Linked DNA regions of Homo sapiens: region 1 is linked to region 2. Evidence: chromatin contacts called from ENCODE Hi-C or POLR2A ChIA-PET data. All regions are on one chromosome and are shown on one strand. The core of a region is the stretch at or near the end of the contact, and the rest is flanking DNA. Distances in the headings are between cores, read along the strand shown. Region 1 holds the start of MEF2C-AS2 (MEF2C antisense RNA 2). Region 2 overlaps TMEM161B-DT (TMEM161B divergent transcript).

Region 1 (5,895 bases), core at 1,328-3,827, 280 kb before region 2:
TCAAGTTAATATAAAAGTAGCAAGTGGGAGACCCAGTACCCTCAGCAGACCCTCTCTCCACCGCGCGCAGGGCACTTTGGGGAGTTGTCTGTCGCTGCCAGGTTACCGGCCAGAGTGGTGGCTCTTGGTGCAGGGCATGCTGCTCTCGGAGGAGTTGGGGTCTGCGCGGGGTTGCGGGGCTTATTCAAATACCTCCCGCTGCTGCTGTGATTCGCAGGGACTCGGCCTCCATATGGTAATGCGGGGCGGGGGGTTGGGGGAGGCGCAGAAGGGAGGGGAGGGGAGGATGGGGGTGAGGGCGGGGTGGGAGGGGGCTCCGACACTGCGCGCTCGGCTGCCGGGCTGGGACAGAGCACCCGGACCCGCGGCGGCAGCGGCAGCGACGCTACCCACCCTCTTCCCCAACACCCACCTAGCCAGCGAGTCACCGAGCCACCGGCCCTCGGGGTAAGCCACAGCGCGCACACGGCAGCGACGGTGACGGTTCACACGCTTTGGGTTACTACCATGCGCCAATAAGGGAGATTAGAAACAGAAAAGGAGATTACAGAGAGATCAGAGATAAGAGGTGTACCTCTCTGTGTTCCTTGTCACATAGCGCGCGCGCGCACATACACACGCATCTGTACACACATGCATGCTCAGCCGTACACGCACGCGTTCCTTGCTACTGCCATCTAAATATATGCACCGACACTCTATGCCCTGCAACGTGGCCGGTGTGTTTGTCCTGATCCTACATAAAGGTAGGCAGGTATGTGGGAGAGTCCAGGCAGGAACAAACAGCCACGCGCAATTTAACTGCAGCCAAACTCAAAGAGACCTTGAGCCTGCCGAATTGTTTCACTCAGCCAGGTGCCCCCCAGAAACCGGCTATTCTGCAATCAGTTGTGGAATCCTGCAATTATTCATAAAATGTGCTGAAAATGTATTTTAGGAAACGTAATCTTGCTATATATGGCAAGGTAAAGGCGAACCTGAAGGATGAATGTGTTTCTGCTTTTTAATGTCATACGTGTAGCCATCTGACCACTTTTTATTGGGTGACATATCATATGAGCACTTTGGTGTAGGCTTGGAAAAACTACAGCCAGAGGTAAGGCTGGAAATTCCATAAGAGTTAAGGGTGCTGAAAATGGATGCTGGATAGTCCAGCATGAAAGATGGCATACCGCTTTAGGTTTGAAATAGGGGGAAATACATGTGAATATTTATACATGAAGGCCATTGGGGAGGGCTGAGTCTTGGCCTGAGTATCTGTGCAGGTAAGTCATTCATAAGAAAACTAATTACCTGTGCATGTACTTGGACTTGTTTAATTGAATAAGCTGCATGTGTGCATACTTGCTGTTCTTTCAGGGTTTGCAATTATAGATTGAGTCTTTTTTAAATGATAGCTTGGGGGAATTAAAAGGTGGAAAAAAGCCATCGTGCTGCATAGCTATATTGCCAAGAAAGAGAATCCGATCCTATAAACAAGATTACCATTGCTTGAAATCTAACTCAAGGCCTGTATATTTTAAGCCACATCAACTGGTTTAATATAGCCAATTGTTTTATTTGTGTATTTGCTTTCATTTCAAAGTCAGGAATCAAGGATGCTTTTCAGTCAAGATAATGTGCCTTGTTTCCAGCCATATTAAGATAAAAATGAAACTCAGTAAATTTTGAATGCAGCCAATAAGGTACAACATACAACATGGTTGAAAATGTCTTCCTTGCAGAAGGCTGTCCATTGCTGTGTCTACCCATTTTAAAATATATATATTTTTTTCAATAAGAAATGCTAGAAAGCAATAGGGCGGGGAATGCCGCACCTCTCAGGCAATCAGCACAAAAATTATTTAGAAATCTTTGGAATCACTTCACTTATACATACATTATCTCGAAAGCACTGGCCCCGAACTGTGTTTCTGCTAATATGAAGTTAATTAGACAATCAAACTTTGAGCCTTGAGCGATGGGCACTACAGCCCATCAAGGTATGTCAAGAAAGAAAAAAAAATGTGTATTTTCCTTTATGACCAAACCAGGAGGTTATACAGCTGGCATTGCATACATGACAGATGTGCATATTTGTAACCTTAAATAAACAGAAGCAGGGAGGTAACTGTGTATATTATCTAGCAAGAGACAGCAGCAGACACTCGCCAAAAAAGACAGAAAGGGACAAGAGAGACACATAGACATAATAAAATAACAACAATAAAAATCCTCCAAAAAAAAAAAGAGGGAAAGGGAACCAATAAAATGACAAAATCTGAAATTCTCGCAAATTAAAAAATGCAAATATACCTTTACATATGCATCAGTATTAAAAATAATACACGCTGGAACCAACAGGAGCGAGAGCAAGAAGAGGAGGAGGAGGTGGAGGAGAAGGAGGAGGAGGAGGAGAGGTGGAAGAGGAGGAGGAGGAGGAGGAGGAGGAGGAGGAGGAGGAGGAGGAGGAGGAGGAGGAGGAGGAGGAGGAAAGAATGGAGGCGCCGCGGAGCCCTGATTATGCATGGGCTGGAGCTGCCTCCTCTAACCTGTTCTTCTCCGAGCCGGGCAGCCGGCGGTCCTCAGCCGCCCACAGAACAGGAGCCGAAACAACCGTTCTCGAAGGCTACAGCGTTTATTTTTCTCTTTTGGGGGGTTTTGGCGGTTGTTTCAGGGGCTCGCCAACTGGCCCCTTTAATTAAAAGCTTCAATAAAAGGCGATCGCGCCAGGAATGCACCCGCTCCTCTTCGCGCAGGATTTGCATATTTTTTTAATGCCCTAATTTCCTTGATGTATGTAAATGTAGCCGGACGTAGAGGGAGACAGGGAGCTGACGTCAATGGACGTGACCTCGCAGCTAAACCTTGAACGTGAAGCCGGGATGGGGGAAAACACGGAGCGGCAGCCGGCGGAGCCCGAGAGCGCGGGCGGCGGCGGCAGTAGCCGAGCCCAGGCCGGGGTGCCAAGGGACCAGTGCCGGCCCCGGGGGAGGACAAGCCGCCGCCTTCTTTCTGCACCGCGCGGCTCTCAGACTCGCCAGCCTTCCGGCCGCACACGCAGACTCTTGCCCTGAGCTTCCAGCCCCACCACACACACGTTCTTTTGCTTCCCTCAGAAAAGCAACACTCCCCAAAACAACAAACCAAAATCAACAGATAAAACAGATGTTTTAGACCAATGCTCGGGTAGCTTATCAGAAAGAAGACTCTGACCACGGAACATATATATTTTTTGGCTTCTCTCCACAAGAAGAGGAGCGAGAGACCACAGACAACAGCAAATCACTCCTAAAACACGATAACTACAAGTGCTCCCTGTAGGGAGAGGTAAATCGCCCAGCCGACTGGTGAAGTCTTCTGGTTTCGGTACCTATTTACCTGTGCACTCATTATGCGCCTCGGCTTCATTAACGGCAGGATCATGAGCGCGCGTTTTAATGTGATGGGAGTGCTGTGTTGTGTGTGTGTGTGTATGTATGTATGTGTGTTGGGAGGTGCTTGCGCTAGTGAGCACCGAGGCAGGCGCTCTGAGCAGAGAGAGATCAGTCTTTCCATGGCCACGTCTGGGACTCATCTGCGGAGCCATCTAGGCCAGGGCTCCTAGATTGGGGTTCGACTTCACCCCATGTAAAAAGAGAGGCCAGCAAAGGCTTCCCCTGAACAGCCAGGTCCTTCCCATCGGATTGTTTGAGGAAGGAGGCTTGAAGTGTGAGCCATTCTGTAGCCGCCGCCTTGCCGGATTTGGCCTGGTGTTTTGCACTTGAAACTCAGCGGCCTCAGCGCGGAGGTAGTGCCTCTCCGAGACGCGGCCGAGGCCTTGTCATTCCCCTCCTTCCGCCCGCGGCAGCCCTGCGCGCCGGCGTGTGCGTGCCCGCGCACCGGACCGCTGGCACCTCCCTGTGCACATCCGCCCCCTCCTCTGCTCGCCCCCTCCTCTGGGGCAGCTAAGAAATGGTCCTCGGCCTCTTCTGGGCCGGAGGGCAGATCTACGAGCAGGCAAGAAAGGGGCGCCGGTGGCTGTGGTGGCGACTTCTCCGCTCTGCCCTCGGCCGCCAAGTGTGCCGTTTCATCGTTCCACCTCGCAGCCCCAGCTTTGTTTTCCTGACATGTTCGTGGCCATTGGGCCCCACGCCTGCGAGGGGAGTGTGTGCGTGTGCGCGGGGGTCGGGCGCGCGCGGCGGGTGGGGGCTCTCCCGCCAAGGACACGCATGGCTGTCTGTCCTCCGGCTGCACTTGGCGGGAAAGCTAGGGGCCGCCGGCGGGGCTGAGCGCCAGCGGCTGTCATTACCGCCTCCCTGCTCCCCGCGGGCTGCATTTACATACGGGCCACTCGTCTGAATTTTTACGGCACTCTTCCCCCTCCCGTACCCGGTCGCACGCGCGCAGGCTCGGAACTACCACCCCGGCACGCAGACACCCGCGCCCAGAATGCGGCCAGCCCCAGGCGCGCAAACAGGCCCACAGGGGCCGACGGCACTCGGCGGGACGGATTCCTGCACCGCCTCCCCGCACCCCCGTGCCCACACCCCTGACAGCCTCTCCGCTTGTGTTGCAGGAAGCCCACCTTCCCCTCGAAGCCCCCACCCTTCTCTGTCTGCATACTTCCACCCCCACCCTCCCACATCTCTCCGTCTCTCTTTCCGTGGAAGGCAGACGCGCGCGCGCGCGCGCACACACACACACACACACACACACACACACACCCGCTTTTTCTTCCTCCTCAAATAGATGACCCCTATGGCGCGTCCCTGGTACATTTAGAATACCTCTAGAGTTTAGAGAATAAAATTCTTTAGAATGCATTGCTTGTCTTTAGCTAAACACATTTAACAACCACGACACAAACGGGGAGGAGTGAAGAAGGGGGACTTGAACCAAAAGACCTTTAAAAAAAAAAAAGTCTGCGAGTCAAAAGGTCATTCTCCAAGTTTGTAAATAAAATTGCAAAGGGAGTCCTTAAGAAAGGAGAGGAAAGAAGGGGAAGAAGGTTAGGAAGACTCACAAGTTACATAAAACAGTGCATTGGAAAAACGACAGGGAGATTCTGTAATAAAAAAAAAAGAAGAATCTTAAGAAACCAAGAGAGAGAAAAAAAAACTGGAGGAAAAAAGAAAAAGAGAAGAAAAGGATTTTAAAAAAAAGAAAAAAGCAAAAGAAGTTTCCAAAGAAATGTGTGCTTTGCATCCTACAATAGGAAAATGTAGCCATTGCCTTCCTTCAGACGAGACATTTCTAATTTGTTCCGTCTGTCAGGAGGGGACTATGAGAGGTTTGGGTGCAAATTCATTATCTCTGGCAACGCAGAACGTAGTGTGGGGACTGAAAAAGACCGTGGCAATGGATGAACAATAGGGCTTCAGTTCATCAGTAACAAAAGCAGTGGGGAAATTGGTTGAGTTTCAGAGCACGTCCTCCTCGGCAGAGGGGGCTGGACTAGACCTTGGACAGCCCCCCCAAAAACTTGCCAAGCCTCGCACACACCACTTCACTCTCCACTCCGAGGCTCAGGGAGCAAGTGCCTGGCATGGGGGGTAAAAGTTGGCTTTTTTTTTACTCCTTGGTCTTTTGCGCCCTTCTCCCTCTCCCCAGAAGGGAAGACCCATTTAAACTATTTTAGACGCAATCAACCAAGAATCACCATGTGGAATTGAGCGGCAGTTTTAAATGTGTTGAGCAGGGGAGAGGAATGATGAGAAAAACATTTTTTTTTTTTTTTTTGGAGACGCCGAAAGAAGCCTGTTTGTGTGCTGCGGCCGTGCTGTGACTTTGGATCTTGTCTTTCAGCCGGCGCCTCGGTTCCTGCCCAGCTGGATTTGGGGGGCAGCATTGCCTGGCGCAGGGAGATCAAGTGAGTATCGTGGCGGCCCTCAGGCTGCAGCTCGCCCGCGGCGCGAGGCCAGCAGTGCCCGCCGC
Region 2 (6,290 bases), core at 2,994-5,493:
TTTTGGAAAAGGGAAGAAAGAAAGGTCTGCCACTGTGGTGTGTGGAAGTAAAGGGGCAGAGGGGCATCACTTCAATCTCTTGGCTCTGGTTCTTTCTCACTCTCGCATCTCCAGGGAAAAGAGATGCTCTTCATTCACAAAACAAAACAAGAAAATCTCTATAATTATTTTTGGCTCAGCTCCATTGAAATTCATTCTCCTGGAAGCGTCTCTGTTTTAGATTAAAACAATGCTTAGAATATTCATTCTCTGCTCCCCTTTTCTTTCTTTCTCTCTCACTACCCCTGCATGCCACCCACCCCCAACCCACCCACCCACCACCATTTTCCTCTTGCTTTCTCTGTTTCTCAGTCTTGGTTTCTTTTGCCCTCTGCCCCTGCCTTTGGTTATATTTTTTCTTAATAGTACCAAAGTTAGGCCTCAGAGATTGCTAACACCAATGCCTACAAGTGCCTACTCAAGGTCTCCATGTTTAATGTCATTTGTTCAATCTCCTCCCCTCTTCCAGACAGTGAATTTCCCCAATCCTGTGTCACTGGTCATATTTTATGATTGTGGATTTGCTGATATAATGTTTCAAACCAAAAAATAGATCACTTCTTGTCTTACCCTGTTCAGTAAAATTGGGAATACAATTTACTTTATCTTTCCTACAGACCTCTCTTCAATATCCAGTCCTCAAAAGATGAATAAAATCTTCGTTGTCCATAGTAGATGGTAGTTATTAAATTTCAGCAGCAAAGCATAGAAAATTATTATTTTAAAAATCTAAATTCCACCATTTAGTCAGACAAAATTTAATGCATGAAACAAGGATGTAACTGTACAAATTTTTTCTTATCACTTTTAACCTTGATTTTTTTTCTTTATGGTAAAACTTTTGCCTCTTCTCCTTACTAAGGGATAACAATTTCAGCAAATGGAAAGTAGAATTCCTTTTCCAAACAAAGTTTGTGTGTACATATTAACAAAACTTATTTGTGCTATGAAATGTGGGATCCAGTTTCCTGAAACAGTGGATTCATTTTGGATCCTACTACAAGACAATAATTTTATTTATAATGACTTACATCCTGTGGAATTCCAATTTCTCATACCTTTCAATTTTTGGTGACTGTAGACAAAGTTGCTGATAAACTTTTACAGAAAGAGGCGGATCTTATACCTACATTCATTAACATTAATGCATTATTCTATTTCTCACTTTCTAATTGGAATAATGAATTTGAGTTCGTTTCAAATTCTTGGTTGTGAGCAAAGGCATCCAACCTTAGTACCCATCACCCGTGGAGTGCGCTTCCTATTTAGGGGTGCATTTCTGCCCCTTTGAACAACGAATGTTTTATGTGGATACTGTATTCATATATAAGTAAGCTCTACCCTTCCTGCACCATCTTGACAAACAAAACAAAATCCTGACAGTTGCCCAGATCTGAGATGTCTCTAGGATTTCCTATATGCTCAACAACACAAAAGCAATTGTGTAAGTGTGTATTTAAAAGAGTTTGAAAATCCATTTCTAAGACTTCACAAGAACTGATTACTGAACTCCATTTGGTTTACCAAATAAAGATGAGAAAGAAAAAAAAAAGAAAACCACAAACACTGCCATTAATTACACTGTAAACATTAAATAAATATTCTTTCTTTCTATCCTTTGCCCTTTTCAAAAGGAAAGGTGGTAATTTACATGTACTGTGCTTCTTTCTTCTCATTGTTTTAATTCCTTTCTTTCTGGCTTCTTTTTACTTGTATAGAAAAGAGGTGGACATGTTTGAGAAGATAGAAATGTTTACCTAGTATATTTGTACATTTTTTTTCATATAAAGAAAGAGCCTAGGCACCTTCTACTTTGTCTTATGACCTTTGTTAAGCCACTAATCTGGAAGCTGCATTTTAATTACAAAATATTATAAAGGGAATATAGTAGGAATACACAACCTTTGATTCCTAGCCAAATGAGAGGAAGTTTAATAGCAGTGTATGGTTGCAGGAATGGTTATGCTTGGGATCCATATGCATGTTCAACTCACACATTCAGGCAGTGCAATAAAGCAGGGAAAAAACAGCTGATACACAAAAGGGACCGTCTAGACAGTACCCCATCAGTCTGGCTAAATTTGGTGCTGGCATTCCCAATGGGATTGTAATATAATTGTTCTGGTGTCTGCGTTCATTCTCCCTGTCAAACACCATTCCAAATATACATCCTTCTCCCCCCAACCCTTCTTGTTCCACAAATATGAAGCCCAAACTGTGCCATGTTGGAGAGGGTGTTAGATGGCTCAAGCCAAAGAAAATGTTATAATTTAGCAAAATCACATTGTTTAATTCCTTGGGAAAAAAAAACCCTGTTACATCTTAGCTTCAAATAGAATTAGTTTCAGTCAAATTTTAATAATTTAAATTAAGAACATGGAAAAGATTTCAATGCAAATACAAATAACCTGAAAATATTGAGCACCTTAGATGAAAGCAAATAGGCCTTTTTACTCTTTTATATTTATTAGCCTCTGTCAGAAAATTTAACAGAAATCAGAAATGTGAAAGTGTAATGATCGACATGGATCATAAATTCTAATGAGGAAAAAACCTAATGAAAAAAATGTTAAGCAAAAGCATTGAAAAAATGCAAATTGTGTATTTTTTCTTTCTTGGGCTTAAAGCCATAATTTTTTTACTCTAAGCACCTTCTGAAAGTTGAATTTGTGATATTTATATATGAACAACTTCATATTTTTGGCTTTTAATAAAAGAAACCAGCCATATTTACCCATCAATTTATAATAACAATTAATGTTTTTAAAATATTTTGGTTTAAAACACTGAGAAAATGAAAATCACTACTTACAATATACAATAAACCAAAAAGCACATCATTAACATGAATAATACACAGATTATTGGCAAAAACATTTATAATCTAAAAACTTCCACAACGTTGAAATTAAAACTGTCAGATTCCTTTTTTTTTTTTTAAAGGAAAATGCAGTCTTTAGGATTACCATATAATATAACCACCAGATACATTTATTTTATTTTCTGTTTTAACATGTCACCTCTGGGCATTGTTTAGATATTAAAATTGGGCAGTAAACCTATTTCTTAATCTTTTTTTAATTCCAAAAAAAATTATTTTGGGAAAGAAGCTAGGCTGTTTGTTTTGTCTTGTTTTATTAAGTGTAAATCTATGTTTGTACTTCTGATTTTGGAGGTTTAATAATCCTTTCCTTGATGCTGTAAATAGAAATTGGTCTCCCACCTCCCAGCAGTTTTCAGATTCTAGATTAGGAACCCAAGTGAGTGAAGAAATCTCCCAACCCCCATCAGGGACTACTCTAACTAGAGAAAAATCAAAGAAAATACTTCAGGCACTACATCCTGCCTTTATCCAACTTCAGGAGGCTGAGAGACAGACACACTAACCAAAACGGGGCACAAGCGAGAAATGGCTGTTCCAGAAAGAAGCAACACACAGAGCCTCAACTCGCACAAAGACAGAGCACCAATTACACAGAAAACCACCACCAAAGGAACCCAGAAACACTCAGACATGCTTTAGAGATGCCTTAAAATGCTCACGTGGAAAAGAAAGAGAAAATAAGTTTAAGAGATTGTATCCTTTTATTTTTAATTTTTAAAAATGTAATTAGTGACTTCATACTTTTTCCTTCTTTGTATAAAATTGCTATTCTGATGTGCACATGGGTACTAGAAACAGTCATTAAAAAGATAATAATATTTGAGCATAGTGCCTGCCTGAAGCTGGGTATTTTGCCTGTGATTGTTTTTTTTTTATTCGGTTTTATTTTACTTTTTTAGAATACACACATGGTATAAAGTGAAAGAAAGGCATACTGTAGGCCTCTGTGAGATGAAACAGCGTAGCAAAATCTGAATTTTATACTTAGTTTTCAAACTATTGAATAATATCCTAGGAGACCTCTTAGGTCTTAACTGGATTAAAATGAATATATTTGTGCTCCGGCTCTTTTCAGCTAACTAATGTGCATGTGAATTGATAGTGTGCGAGGGAGCAGGCGAGAGCAAGTGTATATGACACCGGGAGTTGATGCAGGGGCCAGGCCGAGTGTGACTCTGTGAAGGAGCGTGCAGGACGGTGTGGGCTGCCTGGACAGAGTGAGAAATGAAAATTAACAGGCCTTGGGGTCTGGTGCGTTTTGTCCAGAAACACAAGAGAAGCTTAGTTGGGATGAGGGGGGAGGGGCAGGGTGTTGGTGAAGGGAGGGTGGAGAAGGAGGTGTGGCGTGTGTGTGTGTGTGTGTGTGTGTGTGTGTGTGTGTGACTCTGAGGTTTCAGTTATGGCTGAGCCTTGGGTTTTTGTTTTGGCGGTTCCCAGCATAAATAGGCTGAAGTTTCAGGTTCAGGGTGGAGTGCATGCCAGGGGATGGGATCGTCGTTCTGAGTTTCTCTTTCTGGCCCTTCTCTATGGTTGCTGCTCAGAACATTGCTGCTGTGAAGGAGTAGGGGGAGAAGCAAGGGATGGGGGTCTGTCTGCAGCTGCCCCTCTCACACTTGAATAAAAGAACTTTTTTTTTCAGGGGTAGGGAAGCTGTGAATACCTTTCCCAATAAGAGATGAGGCATATTGAAAACTATATTAAATTACCCTGATTAACAATTTAGCCACGAACAGGGGAGCTTTGGGAGATCTCTATAGGCAGGACTGGGGGCTATTCATGCCAGCAGCTAAGAGGTCGAAAGGTTTCTGAAGTTCACAGGCTCAGAGCCTTTGTTATGCTAACAGACAATCTCAAATCAGCTGCCTAGTGGAGTGTGAAATATAAATGATTCCTTGAGAACTTCCAATAAGTTGTCACTCTTGCTCTCCAAATACCAGGACAGGCTGCTAATTTCTAGCGGGCCCTTTTGCAACATTGCTAGCCCTAAATGAATGCCTTTGTAGTTCAAATAATCTTTTCAAGGGAGCTGTCCTATCATCATAGCCCAAATGCATCTTGGTTTTGACTATTAAATGAAAATCAGGGCTCAACTGTGCTTGACTTTTCCAAGCGCCCGATGTTTGGGAAGGATGGTGGCAGCTCTCATGCACAACAAGTTAGCACCCACCGCAGGAGGGCCAGGGCATTAATAACAGCCCACAGCCCCGAGCTACCCCAACTCTCACCCCCACTCCCTACTGGGAACAAAGCTCCTGGAGAGATTTACGTGACTTCCCTTGGGCTGGACTACCTTCCTCTTTCAACCACACCAACATTTCTTTAATTTATGGACCCTCTATCCAAGAGGATAGCCAGCTGACCTGCTAGCATCTGACTGGTCACTTCGAAGCATCAACTTTGGGGATGGATCTATTCATTCTTCAAGGCAGACAAGGCCAAGGGGAAGAGGGCAAGGTGTGTGTCCAGGCCATGCCCCTAGTATCAGATGCCTGTGGATATTATTTTATCATTTTCCCATAAGAAGGATGTGAACATGGCTTATGATCTTGAGTGTGACCTTTGAGCAGGTCCCGATGGATAGAAAACCAGTCCTGGCTCTCGGAGTCTAAATTGCAAAGCTTTTAAAATAAGGAAAAGCACCCCCATTCTAAACCTCAAACAAGCTGAGGGGAGTGAGAATGAGAATCTATCAGGGAGAGTGTGCTCAAACATTCTTATAGAAAGGACAATGCAATTTATACAAATAAAGAAAACACACAGACAAGAGGACAGAAATCAAAGGAAATTAGAAATCCATCTGCATCAGCCTTCACAAAGGAAAGGATAAAACCTTACAGCTTGGGTCCTGAAAATTTTGATATTTATGACTCCATGACCTCCACTTCCTTGCTGAAATATAAAAAGGTCCATGATATCACAGAAGACTCAGCTTTTTCCAAACAGAGCAGGTTTGATTTTTGAGGCCAGGAATGGGAAGAAATCAAATGGACTACATTTCTTAGTATATAATTAGGGTAAGTTTACATTCATATAAACAATATTTTAAAATACTTCGTTAAGTAACTTTATGAAGCTGGATGATACAGCCATACAGAAAACCCGAGGGCCTTGATTTCCTATCATCTTATTGTTCTTCTAATTAAAATGATTTTAAATAATTACATCAAAAATATTCTGGGGGAGTTAGTTTCTACTGGTATAGAAACTGGTTTAAGTAAACACTTCTTTGTACTCTAGGTATACTAAAACTTATGACTATTAAAACATGAATTAGATATAAGTAAGAATGGTGGCATAACTTTCATCAGTTTTGAAATCATCTAGCTTACATTTTAAAATCTTTTTAAAAAAGCCGGGGTACACAGTA

Evidence for each region. Hi-C counts contacts between places; a loop is a spot of excess contacts on that map. ChIA-PET counts read pairs that join two places held with the same protein, here RNA polymerase II (POLR2A). Pooled maps may share reads with other maps.
Region 1: a loop to region 2 is called in a map of A673, with 3 times the contacts of the local background. The contact joins the promoter of MEF2C-AS2 here to the enhancer-like site in region 2. A Hi-C loop is called at or near these places in 10 of 168 maps with a recorded cell type or tissue (A673, HAP-1, PC-3 and 5 more) and 3 of 50 pooled maps. POLR2A ChIA-PET finds 5 or more read pairs at or near these places in 6 of 52 experiments (HCT116, PC-3, Panc1 and 1 more).

The regions. Positions count from the first base shown.
Region 1 is chr5:88,672,900-88,678,794 of GRCh38, reverse strand. MEF2C-AS2 (MEF2C antisense RNA 2) reads right to left here and starts at 2,577. Exons shown (of 4, transcript NR_146284.1): 1 at 2,532-2,577. All of the region lies in intron 1 of MIR9-2HG (MIR9-2 host gene), which reads left to right. RefSeq lists enhancers at 2,503-3,068, 3,506-3,605.
Region 2 is chr5:88,395,629-88,401,918 of GRCh38, reverse strand. The region is part of intron 2 of TMEM161B-DT (TMEM161B divergent transcript); the gene reads right to left. Among named protein-coding and RNA genes, the nearest start is that of LINC02060, 40 kb to the left of the region's middle. RefSeq lists enhancers at 4,328-5,204, 4,471-5,582. Within about 2 kb of position 4,243, at least 2 of the 41 ENCODE cell types and tissues checked have a DNase peak (open chromatin) inside an H3K27ac peak, as active enhancers do; they include A673 and dorsolateral prefrontal cortex, where a contact is called at or near this core.